Linked DNA regions of Homo sapiens: regions 1 and 3 are each linked to region 2. A link is a contact called in ENCODE Hi-C or POLR2A ChIA-PET data. All regions are on one chromosome and are shown on one strand. Each heading gives the region's core, a stretch centred on a gene start or an enhancer-like site at or near the end of the contact. The rest is flanking DNA. Distances are from core to core; before and after follow the strand shown. Region 1 holds the start of KIF1B (kinesin family member 1B). Region 2 holds the start of RERE-AS1 (RERE antisense RNA 1). Region 3 has its middle 37 kb from the start of SLC25A33.

What was found. Hi-C counts contacts between places; a loop is a spot of excess contacts on that map. ChIA-PET counts read pairs that join two places held with the same protein, here RNA polymerase II (POLR2A). Pooled maps may share reads with other maps.
Region 1: a pooled map shows a loop between it and region 2 (2.2-fold over the local background). The contact joins the promoter of KIF1B here to the promoter of RERE-AS1 in region 2. A Hi-C loop is called at or near these places in 2 of 50 pooled maps. POLR2A ChIA-PET finds 5 or more read pairs at or near these places in 2 of 52 experiments (OCI-LY7 and WTC11).
Region 3: a loop to region 2 is called in a pooled map, with 9 times the contacts of the local background. The contact joins the enhancer-like site here to the promoter of RERE-AS1 in region 2. A Hi-C loop is called at or near these places in 1 of 168 maps with a recorded cell type or tissue (gastrocnemius medialis) and 1 of 50 pooled maps. POLR2A ChIA-PET finds 5 or more read pairs at or near these places in 1 of 52 experiments (activated T-cell).

What each region holds. Positions count from the first base shown.
Region 1 is chr1:10,207,334-10,211,819 of GRCh38, forward strand. KIF1B (kinesin family member 1B) reads left to right here and starts at 3,237. Exons shown (of 49, transcript NM_001365951.3): 1 at 3,237-3,545. RefSeq lists silencers at 2,458-2,752, 2,839-2,918, 2,949-3,468 and an enhancer at 4,370-4,486.
Region 2 is chr1:8,421,622-8,426,065 of GRCh38, forward strand. RERE-AS1 (RERE antisense RNA 1) reads left to right here and starts at 3,024. Exons shown (of 4, transcript NR_125999.1): 1 at 3,024-3,080. RERE (arginine-glutamic acid dipeptide repeats) reads right to left here. Exons shown (of 23, transcript NM_001042681.2): 12 at 1,106-1,186. RefSeq lists silencers at 1,824-2,163, 2,474-2,613.
Region 3 is chr1:9,500,081-9,504,706 of GRCh38, forward strand. No RefSeq gene overlaps it. Among named protein-coding and RNA genes, the nearest start is that of SLC25A33, 37 kb to the right of the region's middle. Within about 2 kb of position 3,336, at least 6 of the 41 ENCODE cell types and tissues checked have a DNase peak (open chromatin) inside an H3K27ac peak, as active enhancers do; they include gastrocnemius medialis, where a contact is called at or near this core.

The DNA.
Region 1 (4,486 bases), core at 1,987-4,486, 1.8 Mb after region 2:
TGGTGCAATCATAGCTCACTGTAGCCTTGACCTTCCAGGCTCAATTGATCTTCCCACTCAGCCTCCCAAGCAGCTGGGACTACAGGTACATACCACCATGTCTGGCTACTTTTTTTTTTTTTTTTGTATTTTTTGTAGAGATAGGGTCTCGTTATGTTGCCTAGGCTTGTCTCAAACTCCTAGGCTCAAGCGATCAGCCTACTCTGCCTCCCAAAGTACTGGGATTACAGGCGTGGGCCACAGCACCTGGCCGGGAAGACTTGATTTTTTAAAAAGATCCCATTAAAAATAGCAATAAAGGCCAGGCTCAGTGGCTCACACCTGTAGTCCCAGCACTTTGGGAGGCTGAGGTTGATGGATCACTGGAGTCCAGGAGCTGGATACCAGCCGTCTCTACAAAAAATAGAAAAATTAGCTGGGCGTGGTGGTGTGTGCCTATAGTGCCACCTACTCAGGAGGCTGAGGTGGGAGGATGGATTAAACCAGGGGGCAAGGGTTGAGGCTGTAGTAAGCTGTGATCACACCACTGCACTCCAGCCTGGGTGACAGAGTGAGACCCTGTCTAAAATAATAGTAATAATAAAGTCTTCCTATCAAAAAGGAACACTTCGGATTTTTGTGTATTGATTTTGTATCCAGAAACCTGATTGTGATTGTGATTGTGATGGGAGAGTGGCAGTGCACCACGTGACTAGGACTTCTGATGTTCTCGTATCCTTGCATTCCAGAGACAGCCCTACCAGATCATGGCTACATTCAATTTTCTAGTAATTTATTTATCATTTTAAAGAGATGCTTTTATACAGAATTTGTAATCTGAGAAACTGGCTGGGCAGTGTGACTTCATCTGTCAGAGAGGCAAAAGGCTTATGCAGAGTGGGCTGTTTGGCCTTGGATCCTGGAGCAGCCTTCTTTGCCTTTATTGACCCTTCTGTGCCTTCTGTGTGCCCTTTGGCTAGCTTCTTCTCCTGCCAATCACAATCACACCCTCTTCACTACGTTTTTGTTTTAAATTTTATTTTATTTTTTGTTGAGACAGAGTCTCACTCTATCTCCCAGGCTGGAGTTCAGTGGTAGGATCTCAGCTCACTGCAACTGCCGCCTCGTCCACCTCCCGGGTTCAAGTGATTCTCCTGCCTCAGGTTCCCAAGTAGCTGGTATTACAGGCGTGCCCACCACGCCTGGCTAATTTTTGTATTTTTTAGTAGAGATGGGGTTTTGCCATGTTGGTCAGGCTGGTCTCGAACTCCTGACCTCAAGTGATCCACCCGCCTCAGCCTCCCAAAGTGTTGGGATTACTGTCGTGAGCCACCGCGCCTGGTTCTTCACTACGTTTTAGATTCTTTTTAGATTGTGCTCCATTGAGAGCTCAAGCAATACAGCCACCCAGGTTTTCGTAACTCTCCATGGCGCTCACCACAGTATTTACGCAAGGAGGTCCACGCTATGATGAAGTGGTGTCTACTGTTGAATTGATGAGTTCCTCTTTATTAACCTACTATAGTTTCATTTTACTCTTAGCCGTCAGGAAGCTAAGAGCTGAGTTCTGTGCTCAGTGGCAACATATTTCCTTGACTATGGATTTTTAAAATATTGTTTTTCTGGCCGGGCGCGGTGGCTCATTCCTGTAATCCCAGCACTTTGAGAGGCTGAGACAGGTGGATCACCTGAGGTCAGGAGTTCAAGACCAACCTGACCAACATAGTGAAACACCGTCTCTACTAAAAATACAAAAATTAGCCGGGCGTGGTGGCAGGCACCTGTAATCCCAGCTACTCGGGAGGCTGAGGCAGGAGAATCGCTTGAACCTGGGAGGCGGAGGTTGCAGAGATTTGACATCGTGCCACTGAGCTCAGCCTGGGCGAGAGTAAAACTCTGTCTCAAAACAAAACAAAAAAATTTTTCTTTCTAGGCATGCCTCTCATTCAAACAGCTTTTAAAAAGTCTCTTGCTTGTTTCATTATTATGAATTTTACGCCTATTTTAAAGCTATACGGTTTCACTGCTGTATGCTTTAGTGTAAGCTATGTCAAATCCTTTTGCAGGTAGGTGGAGCTTAAATTCTATAAAATGAGACGTGATCAATAAAAGCGGATGAAGAGTCTGAGGACTTGAGTGGTGGTGGAGATTTTCCAGAATTATTAGTGTAGAAAATTAATTTCGATGTTTTAGTGCATATGCTTGTACATAATACCTTTTACTCACAATAATACTGTATTTAATTCAGGGGAAGACATGTGATTTTACTTTCAATGTCTGCTAGTAAATAAAAATAATTCACAACCTTATAAAGTAATAGTGCTCGGCCTGGGCCTGATAATTGAATATATTATCACTGAAGATTATATTTTGTTAAGTACTGAATTGAACAGTTTCTGAACAGTGAGATTTTTCTTTCCAGCTGAATCTAAATCTGATTTTAAAGAAATCACTGCTCGTGCTTTTGTGTCCTCCGGGTTTCTAACTTCCACTCTCCCTCCTTCAAGGGCATCTCCCAGAAGGGGGCTGGGCTCGTTAACTCAGGGACGGTGCAAAGCGTTTGTTCCTCTCCTCACAGCCCTTCCGCGGTCTCCCAAGGAGACAAGTGGAATGCCCACCAAGTCATGCTTTTCCATTACTCATTCCGCCTTCTCTCCCGAGGTGGCGCGTGGGAGGTGTTTTGCTCGGGTTCTGTAAGAATAGGCCAGGCAGCTTCCCGCGGGATGCGCTCATCCCCTCTCGGGGTTCCGCTCCCACCGCGCCGCGTTCGGCCGGTTCCGCCTGCGAGATGTTTTCCGACGGACAATGATTCCACTCTCGGCGCCTCCCATGTTGATCCCAGCTCCTCTGCGGGCGTCAGGACCCCTGGGCCCCGCCCCGCTCCACTCAGTCAATCTTTTGTCCCCGTATAAGGCGGATTATCGGGGTGGCTGGGGGCGGCTGATTCCGACGAATGCCCTTGGGGGTCACCCGGGAGGGAACTCCGGGCTCCGGCTTTGGCCAGCCCGCACCCCTGGTTGAGCCGGCCCGAGGGCCACCAGGGGGCGCTCGATGTTCCTGCAGCCCCCCGCAGCAGCCCCACTCCCCGGCTCACCCTACGATTGGCTGGCCGCCCCGAGCTCTGTGCTGTGATTGGTCACAGCCCGTGTCCGTCGCGGGCGCCGGGGCGGATACGAGGTGACGCGCAGAGGCCCAGCTCGGGGCGGTGTCCCGCGCCGGCGACTGCGGGCGGAGTTTCGCGAGGGCCGAAGCGGGGCAGTGTGACGGCAGCGGTCCTGGGAGGCGCCCGCGCGCGTCGGAGCAGCTCCCCGTCCTCCGCAGCCGTCACCGCCGGCCGTCGCCGCGCCCTGGCCTCCCGCACTCGCGCACTCCTGTCCGCCGCCCACCGCCCACCTCCCACCTCGATGCGGTGCCGGGCTGCTGCGTGATGGGGCTGCGGAGCGGCGCCCTGCGGCTCGCGGCGGCCGCTGCTCGCGCTGAGGTGCGTCGGTGCCCGGCCCCCCGCGCCCCCGCGCGCCGCGGCTCCTGTTGACCCGGTCCGCCCGTCGGTCTGCAGCGCGGCTGAGGTAAGGCGGCGGGGCTGGCCGCGGTTGGCGCCGCGGTCGCGGGGTTGGGGAGGGGGCCGCTTCCGCGGGGAGGAGCGGCCGGGCCGGGGTCCGGGCGGGGTCTGAGGGGAGGTAGCGCGGGACGGGCGCCGGGTGCGGGAGCCTCGCCCTCGGGGGAGGGGACCCCTCCCTAGGCCAGCAGCGAGTCCCGGGCCGGCGTCCAGCGGTCGGCTGGGGCCCCCGCAGTGCCCTGCACCGGCCCTCCGTTTCCCCCGCGCTGCCAGGCCCCGGCTGTGCCCAGCGCTCTCCAGACCCGCCGCTGCCTGGCCGTTCCCTGGGCTCCGCGCACGTTGCAGCCCGGGGGGCGGCTGTGCTTCGTTTGAAGCCATCGTTTCTCATTTTCCCTCTCCCCTTTCCTCCTTTGTGGTGGGCATCGGGCTTCGGCTGGGAATGTGGTTATGCCCTTTGCCAGATGGCGATAGGAAAGGTCATCGCTTGGCGCTGGGGGAGCCGAGGGCTCGAGGCCTGGAAAGAGGGGTGCGATAGGAAGGGAGGGGGCTTGTTGGATGCTGGCCAGGTGTGAGGAAGGCTGGTGTGGTCTCGGCATTCAGCCGACTGGGATTACTCGGGCAGCCATATTGGGAGGATGATCTGACAAATCCTTTAGGAGCCAAGTCCAGTTGTTGGAAGGCACCGAGTGACAGCCCTGGCAGCTTTCAGGGTGACTGGCCAGACCAGAAGCCAAGTTGTGGGGGTTGGGAGGCTGCTTGAGCAAGCTAGTCATTGTTCATGCAACACAAAACATTCCCGCCCCTAACGCCAGAATGGAGCTTCCAGATCCCTTTTTTTTTTTTTCCTTGATTGCTAAATGAGCTTCCAAGGTAAACTGCCTTCAAGATTCCATTCTTGTTGGGGTGAAATTCCGTGTTTCTCTATTCATCTTCTGCGTCCAGTGCGGGGGC
Region 2 (4,444 bases), core at 1,774-4,273:
TCCTTGAGGTACTATACAGTAAGTGTCCAGAAAAACAGCTCATTTTTAAAAAGACAGAATTAAACAAGAGGAAATCAGTAAACAACATCCAATTAAAAAATTAAGCCAAAAAACCCAAATTATCCGCATACTTTTATAGTAGATATTCTTGCATCCATCTCCCACCTCCACTCCCTAAAAAAGCAGCTCAATGTCTAGGCAGATTAAACATGGATCACTCCTCCCAAAGTCCTGAAGAGTGTTTCTGGTTAATGAGTCCTCCCTTCGCCTTCAGACAGTGGAGTGGCTGCTCCAACTCCATCCCATCTGCCCTATCCCGTGGCCTAGCCAGAGGGAAGACTCTCTCCCCATCTGCCTCTACACCACCAGGGAAGGAGATGAGGAGGGAGGCAACCACAGGGAAATGAGAATGAATCCCTTCCCCGCATTCTCTTCATATAATTTCACTCTGTATTTTCCTCAGCAAATCCTTCTACCTCACGTTTATCGGGCACATTTGTCAGCTCTGACCCCCAGCTTTGTGAAATACTAAGTAGTTTTTTGTAAAGCTCCATTTAAGCAATTTATAAGATCCCCTTGTACATCTGTCCAGTGGAAAGTGCAAACTCTCAGGGATAGAATATTAAAGAGTTAAAACTCCTCTTCAAAACAGAGCAACATTGAAAAATGGAAAAAATCCCCCAGAACTCAAAGTATAATAAGCCACAAACCTCTGGTTTGGTTGATGATTTCTGCCAATTACCAAATTCAAACTAGTGATAAAATGCTATTTCCTATTCCAGCCACTATGTTTAAAATTTGATGTTAACTCTCCAACAATCCTTCCCCCACAACTAACCCTCTGTTCCCAAAGACCTTTCTGTTCTCAGAGTTACAACAGAAGTCTATGTTCTCCAGGCGGATAAGCATAATCTGTCACTTTACTATCTAAAAATTATGAACTCAAATTAAAAGTCAAGGGAGTAAAACGGAGAGAATTCTGGAGGCCAGCCCGAGTCTGAGCACAGCGCAGGGTTAAAGGAAACCATTTCATAAGATCAAATGTGGAGAGGCAGCAGGAGCAAAGAGGAAAAAATCAAGTTACATAAAGTCCAATTGTACTCACTGTTTCCTTATTGGGAAGCAGCTCCTTTCTAATTCTGAAGAAGTTCTTCCCGTACTGCCTGAGTCCCTTAACGAAGCGTTTCTGTGATAAAAAGAAACAAATGGGATGTAAAAACCAAAAACAAAACAGGATGTCAGCAAAGCAAAGATATCTACAATCAGCAGAATAACAACCACAAAAAAAGTCTCGGCTAGGGAATACTGCCGAGGCTCGGAGAGTATGTCAGCAGCTCAGCTGGGACCCACTGGCCAGGGCAGGCCCCAGCTACCTTCATCAGAACCCCAATCCCACCCACCACGCAGGGCAGCGCGTTTAAGAGAAGGACGTCCTGCGTCTGAGGCTAAGAAGCAATCTGTCCCCCTCTTCCACCAGGCACACATTCTGGTGCACGAAGGTATAAATATGCTCCATGTTTTAATAAAACACAACTGCTTTCCCACCTGAGAACCAAGCTTCCCAGAAGTGTCGAGCAGAAAGGGGAAACAGAACCAAACCCGGTGACTCTTCTCCAGAAGGGAACCCTAGGGGGTTAAAAGGCCGCTTTCCTTAATCCAAAGAATTTGCCAGGAGGCACCGGAAGGCACCAGTATCACAGAAGCCCACCGGGAACACGAAAGCCAGCGGGCCTGCCCCACCGTCCGTCATTAAAAGCCACTCCGAGACACCAGAGAATAACCAGCACCCCTTCCGCCCTCCCGACGCCACTCGCCGCCCCCATCCATTTTCGCAGCAGACTCGTCCCTAACCCCAGCCCGGAGACTTTCACTTTGTCCCATGCCTCCCGAGCACCCCTCCCCGCCCCGGTGGGGGCAGCTCCTGGCTCCGAGCCCCCACCTCGGGGCTCCCAGCCTGGTCCCGGGCGGCCGACCCCAGCAGCCACAGGTAAGCGCCCGGGGTCCGGGGCGGCAAGAGGCCGTCGCCTGTCACTGGGCTCCGGCTCCACAAAGCGCAGGGCGGAGGCGGCCGCGGGTGGCTCGGCGTGTGACCGCGGCGGGGCCGCGCGGCGCGGGGCCCGGGGGGCGCGGGGCTGGGGCCGCCGCTGACGGGGGAGGAGGCAGGAGCGCGGCGCGCAGAGCCCGGCGCGGCCGCGGGCGGCTGCAAAAGGCGGCCTGGATTGCCGCCGCCCTCCTGTCCGCCAGCCGGGGCCCCGCGCCCCGGCCCCGGCCCCGCCCCCGGCCCGACCCCCACCCCGAGGCCGGAGCCTCCAGGGCACCCGGCGCTGGAATCTGTGTCCTCCTTCCGGACAGGAGAACATCAAGGCGGTAAAGCACAGAAACTTCCTCCCTACCGCAGCAAGCGTGGGGAGAGGGCGCCCACAGGGCTGGGGCCCTTCCCAGGCTGCTGGGTCTCCAGCCCACGTTCCGGATGGACGAAGTCGGCTGCGCCCCGGCCGCACGCCCTCCGCCCCAACCCCGCCTCAGCTGCGAAACGGGGGGCTGGCCCCGACGCCCCCCGCGGTCCCTTCCGGCCCGCGATTGTGGGCGGCCTCTCCCTGGCGGCCCAGGCATTAGCCTGCACTTCCCCGGCCGCCGCTTCACAACTAAATCACCGCGGAAGCTTCCCAGCCAATAAATCACCTGCCCACCGGGCAGAGGGTCCCTCCCACTCCCTGTGTTTGAGACCCGCCAGGCGGATTCAGTGAAGGGCCAGACTTAGCCTTTTAAGACCAGTCTGCAACCTCCTACTCCAGTAGTGGAGGCTTTGCGTTTTTGAATTTCACCCTTGCTGAGATATGACTCATCATTGTCAATTTTCAATATAATTCATACAGTTCGAAGGGAAAATCTCTCAAGGCACAAGAAAGCAGCAAGCTCTCCTCTAGTGTGAGGAGTGACCTTTGTTACTTGACAAAAGTATCGTTTATATGATCAACAGGCATCCTACGCTGTGTGCACACAGCATATCACCGGGAGAGACGGCACGGAAAGATGGCCCTGCCCTCAAGGAGCTGCAGTCTGCCCAGGAAGGCAGACAGGTAAACAAACCAGTCCTAGGGCCTGCAAGAAAAGCAGCAGAGGAACAAAGGGTGGTGGGTGAAGCTAGGAAGAGGAAGCAACTTACTCTGCTTGCTGATGTCTTAGAGGAAGTGACAAGGAAGAGTGTGAGCCTGCCAGGTGGGCTCCAGCAGGGCTTCCAGCAGAAGTCAGCCAGGAAAAGGCACAGGGAACATTCTGGGAACTGCAAGGAGGACAGGGTGTGCAGAATGGAGTGCCAGCAGATAAGACGAAAGAGGCAGGCAAGGATCCGGTTGCAGAGAGCCCTTCAGGCCGCACGGAAGAGTTCCTAATTGTAGGCTGGCAGAAAGGCTGAAGCTGGAGCTTTCCATGAAAAGACTGGATGAGGACTGTGCCAGTGGCAGTGTGGCCTAAGTGTAGATTAGGGACAGACCAGTTAAAGAGGCTGCTGACACAGTTCAGGTATGAGATGAGGACCTCAACTACTGGCACACTCCACCTCAGTAATCAGAATTCCTGCCGCTTAATCCATTCTTCAAGTATTCAGGTATTTACTGAGCACCTAGCTGAGAGGGGTCTAGGAAGATAATAAAGGTTGCCATGGACCTTTACTGAACTGTGATTCATTTTTGCACGTAAGATAAGTATGTGTGAAGTCATTACAGAACATTCTGAGATGTCATCTGGCCAAGCATAAAGAAGTGAGGTGCAGCTCATCAGTGCAGCAAGGGACCCAAGAAGGCTAGACTGCAGTGGTCTGTAGTAGTTCAGAATGCCTTCGCCAAGGCAGTGACATCAGCGAGATCACAAGGGGTGGGCAACTATTGCAGGGGTGGGAGGTGGCTTGGTGACCGGGCCCTCCGTGAAGGTCAGAGGTGGAGAATGGGAGGTGGGTTACAGGGGACAGTCTACACAGACTTGGGGCGGGCAATCTGGAGTGAGCCAGGCTGTGGAACGCCAGGACCATGCAATCGGAACGTGGGCTTGATACCAAGTGACATCTAACAGGTCCAGTAAAAGAGGCCTACACAATAAAGGCAGCATGTGAGAAAGGCTGACTCTGGAACATCAGGGTAAGGTGGCAGAGTTGGACAAACAAATTCAGATCCTGTTTCTTCCATTTATTGTGATGCAATCCTTTGAACATCATCCATTCAACCAATAGTTACTAAGTACCTACTATATGCCAGGAGCCTCATATATATTAATTCGAAATCTTTACAACCTAAGAAGAAGTACAATTATTATCCCCATTTTACAGACAAGGAAGCTGAGGCACAGATAGGTAACTAGATCAACTCCTCAGAGACAAAGCCAGAATTCAAACTTAAGCCCCCTCAAATCCTCAGAGCCACACTCTGTAAAATGCAGGCAGGCGTCTACA
Region 3 (4,626 bases), core at 2,086-4,585, 1.1 Mb after region 2:
TTGCTGGGATCACAGGCATGAGCCACCATGCCTGGCCAAGAGTAGGTCTTGAAGTAGTGCAGTCCTTCGACTGTGTTCTCCTTCATTGAGTTGGCTATTCCGGGTCTTTTGCTTCTCCAGAAACACTTTAGAATTGTTTTGTTGATATCCACAAAGTTAAATGCTGAGAATCTATATATAAAGTTGGGAAGAACTGACTGACTGGGCTCAGTTCACAATATTGAGTCTCCTATCCATGAACATGGATTATTTCTCTATTTATTTAGTTGTTCTTTGATTCCTTTCATCAGAGCTTTATCATTTTCCTCTGATCTTGTACATATTTTGTGAGATTTATACCTAGGCATTTCTTTTTTTGAGACAGATTCTCTCCCTGTCACCCAGGCTGCAGTGCCATGGCGTGAACTAGGCTCACCACAACTTCTGCCTCCTGGGTTCAAGTGATTCTTGTGCCTCAGCCTCCCAAGTAGCTGGGACTACAGACACACATACCACACCCAGCTAATTTTTGTATTTTTAGTAGAGATGGTGTTTCACCATGTTGGCCAGGCTGGTCTCAAACTCCTGACCTCAAGTGATCCACCTGCCTCAGTTTCCCAAACTCTGGGATTACAGGTGTGAACCACTGTGCCTGGCCTTAATTCTGAGGGATGCTAATGTAAATGGTAATATGTTTTTACTTTCAAATTCCACTTTATTGCTGGCATTAGGAAAGTAATTGACTTTTGTATATTAACCTTTATCCTGGAACCTTTCATCATTAGCCTTCTCCCGGGACTGGCATCTCACCCTTTAGATTAGAACCCCATGACAGCAGGCAGTGGCACTGGGACGTCTGGAGGCCTGGACAGGGCTGCCTTGTATAGGTGCGCAGGGTGTACACACTGCACACTGAAGAGACAGCCATTCACATCACCTACATACTGGACATTGTAGATTTGTATGTTTTTGGTGTCAATTTCCTAGCAGTCAAGGGTCTTGAGGAAGAGATACTGTTTTCTAATTCTCACAGAGGAGGCTCTGATCCCGCGATGGCCCTGGTCAAGGCTGGAGTGAACCGGCTGCCTCACGTGCTGGGCGATACTGAGGACACTAGGTTGTGAGTCAAGACAAGGGAAAGGGCTGGGAGGAAGAGCGTGGGTTCAGATGCAACTGCTGGCCTGCGGTTCTCTCTGTACTGTACTTTCTGCCTCTGATGTTGCCCACTGGGCCAGAAGCAACCAGCTACTGATTAACAGAGTCCTCCGGGCAGCTGTGTGTGGCTTTTTCCGATGAACCAAGTGCGAAAACTTTTTCAAAGTCGAATGTGGGTCAAGAGGCATCAGGCAGAGAGGTTAAGAATAAGGCTGGTAGAGTGTGACAAGCCATGGGTCTAGTCCCAGCTGTCCATGACCTTGGACAAGTTATCTGATTTCTCAGCGTCTTTGTCTGTAGGTAGAGTAGGTAGCAAGGGTACCTACCCTACAGCCTGTTGTAAGGAAGAGACACGATTTTGCATGTAAATCACTTAGCATGGTAAACCTTGATAGCAGAAACGATTAAAAAATAAAACAGCAAAGGGAGGGTGACACCAGCACCCCCAGGACTGACTCAGCATTTGGGCCCAGGGGCTCTGATACATTTAGACCCAGAGAAAATGTTTCAACTCCTTTATAAAATCAGGAGGAAATGTCCAGGCACAGTAGCTCACTCCTGTAATCCCAGCATTTTGGGAGGCTGAGATGGGCAGATCACTTGAGGTCAGGAGTTTGAGACCAGCCTGGCCAACACAGCAAAACCCCCTCTCTTTAGCCAGGCATGGTGGTGCATGCCTGTAATCCCAGCTACTTGGGAGGCTGAGGCAGGAGAATTGCTTGAATCCGGGAGGCAGAGGTTGCAGTGAGCCGAGATTGCGCCATTGCACTCTAGCTTGGGCAACAAGAGTGGAACTCCGTCTCAAAAAAATAAATAAATAAATAAAATTTAAAAACACAAAAATAAAATAAAATAATTAATAGTAAACAGGTGTGGGTCTCTACTAAAAATACAAAATTATCCGGGCATGGTGGCACACACCTGTAATCCCAGCTACTCGGGAGGCTGACGCAGGAGAATCACTTGAACCCGGGAGGTGGAGGTTGCAGTGAGCCGAGATGGCGCCACTGCACTCCAGCCTGGGTGACAGGGGGAGACACCCTCTCAAAAAAAATAAAAATAAATAAAAAATAAAATCAGGAGGAAAATATGAATATAATAATAAATATATATGAATAAATATATAAATATATAATAAATATATATGAATATAATCATAAATACATATCATAACGACTCCAGTTTGGATTTTATCTGTAAAATCGTATGTGGCTATAAAATATAATTTTAAAAAAATTTTAATGGAGAAGGTACTCACAAAAGAAAAAGTACCCAGGGCCTGTGAAAAGCACAGCACAGCCCTAAGTCCTATAAAATATGTTTTTGAAGCCTTTTCTCCAGGGACTTCAGTCTACTTTGCAAATAAAAATGAAACTCCCGCTGGGCACAGTGGCTCATGCCTGTAATACCAGCACTGTGGGAGACTGAGGCAGGAGGATCATTTGAGTTCAGGAGTTCAAGACCAGCCTTGGCAACATGGTGAAACCCCCATGTCTACCAACAAAAACAAAAATTAGCCAGGCATGGTGGCACATGCCTGTAGTCCCACCTACTTCGGGGCTGAGGCAAGTGGGTCGCTTTACCCTGGGAGATGGATATTGCAGTGAGCTATGATCGTGCCACTGCACTCCAGCCTGGGTGACAAAGTGAGACCCTGTCTCATAAAAAAAAAAAAAAAGAAGAAGAAAAGGAAAGAAAGAAGAAAAAGAAGAAAAAAGAGAGAAAGAAGAAAGAAAGAAAGAAAGAAGGGAGGGAGGGAGGGAGGGAGGGAAGGAAGGAAGGAAGGAAGGAAGGAAGGAAGGAAGGAAGGAAGGAAGGAAGGAGGGAGGGAAGGAAGAAAGAAAGAAAGAAAAGTTTCGATATGTCCATCTCTGAGAAAGGACACCATCGGGGCAAATTTTAGGGAGATGCTCTTGGGAGCACCGCCCCCTCCAACCCAGAGCTCCACTGTTTCCTTCCCACGGTCAAGGCATTTGTCCAGAGGAAAGGTGGAAGAAAAACCTCACCTTTGAGCTTTTGAGGTCTCGAATGTGTTTGGTGACCAAGTATTGATCCAGTGATTTGATTCTGGGATTCCGTCCATGCTCAGACGTAGATTCTTATTGGAAAAAAAGAAAAAGAAAGAAAAAACTTGGCACCGGTGACCCAAACAAGCCAGTCTGATCCAGGCACACTGGAGGCAGCCAGGGCTTATAAATAACCACGCTGGCCAGGCCCGGAGGAGCCTGGGCCGTACAGTCTGTCCCATGAGGGGCCGGCGGCTCCTGGGCCCTAGTTTCACCTCATGGCATCAGCCGGGCTGTTATTTCACTCCAAGAAGAGGAGGGAACACAGGGTGGTGGCTCAGGTGACTCCCGGGTGCCTGTTTTTCATTTGTTCTGGCCGGACAGGCGGATGAGCTCCCCAGCTGGCATTGGAAAGGTCACGGGGCTAAAGATCACTTGCCTTGAATGAGCATTCCTCAGAGCCCTGCACCCCAGGACCCACACCTATTTATTATTAATGTTTTTATTTTATGTATTTTTTTAATTTTATTATTTTTTATTTATTTTTTTGAGATGGAGTTCCACTCTTGTTGCCCAGGCTGGAGTGCAGTGGCACAATCTTAGCTCACCGCAACCTCCACCTCCCAGATTCAAGCAATTCTCCTGCCTCAGCCTCCCAAGTAGCTGGGATTACAGGCATGAACCACCACACCTGGCTAATTTTGCATTTTTAGTAGAGCCAGGGTTTCTCCATGTTGGTCAGGCTGGTCTCGAACTCCCGATCTCAGGTGATCCACCTGCCTCGGGCTTCCAAAGTGCTGGAATTACAGGTGTGAGCCACCGCACCCAGCCTATTTTTTTATTTTTAAGACAAAGTCTCACTCTGTCCCCCAGGCTGGAGTGCAGTGGTGCAATCTCCACTCACTGCAACCTATGTCTCCCATGTTTGAGCGATTCTTCTGCCTCAGCCTCCCTAGTAGCTGGGATTACAGGTGTGCACCACCACAACCAGCTAATTTTTTGTGTGTATTTTTAGAAGAGATGGGGTTTCACTATGTTGTCCAGGCTGGTCTCAAACTCCTGACCTAAAATTCACTCTTGAGATTTTTTCATTCACTCAAATGATCGACCCACCTCGGGCTCCCAAAGTGCCGGGATTACAGGCATGAGCCACTGCACCTGGCCAAATTTTTTATTATTTAAACAACCACTGCTGCTTTCTTCTGGGGTTCCAGGGTGAGGCATGAGGGGTGCAAGTGGACAGCCTGGGGGGAGAAGCACCACCGTCCTTAGAGGCTGTGGCTGTGGGCAGGGCCAGGCTGGGTCCTCCCCATCACAGGGGTCTCAGTGAGCCCACCACACCCCGGGCCCTGTTTGTCGCATGGTCCCTTCCGAAGCAGCCCTGTTTGTGCACTGCCAAGCCTTCAACATCCACCATCGCTCCTGTTTCCATGCCCCCATATCAAGCCATGGGCCAACATTTTCTTTCCATTCACACTCAATGCCA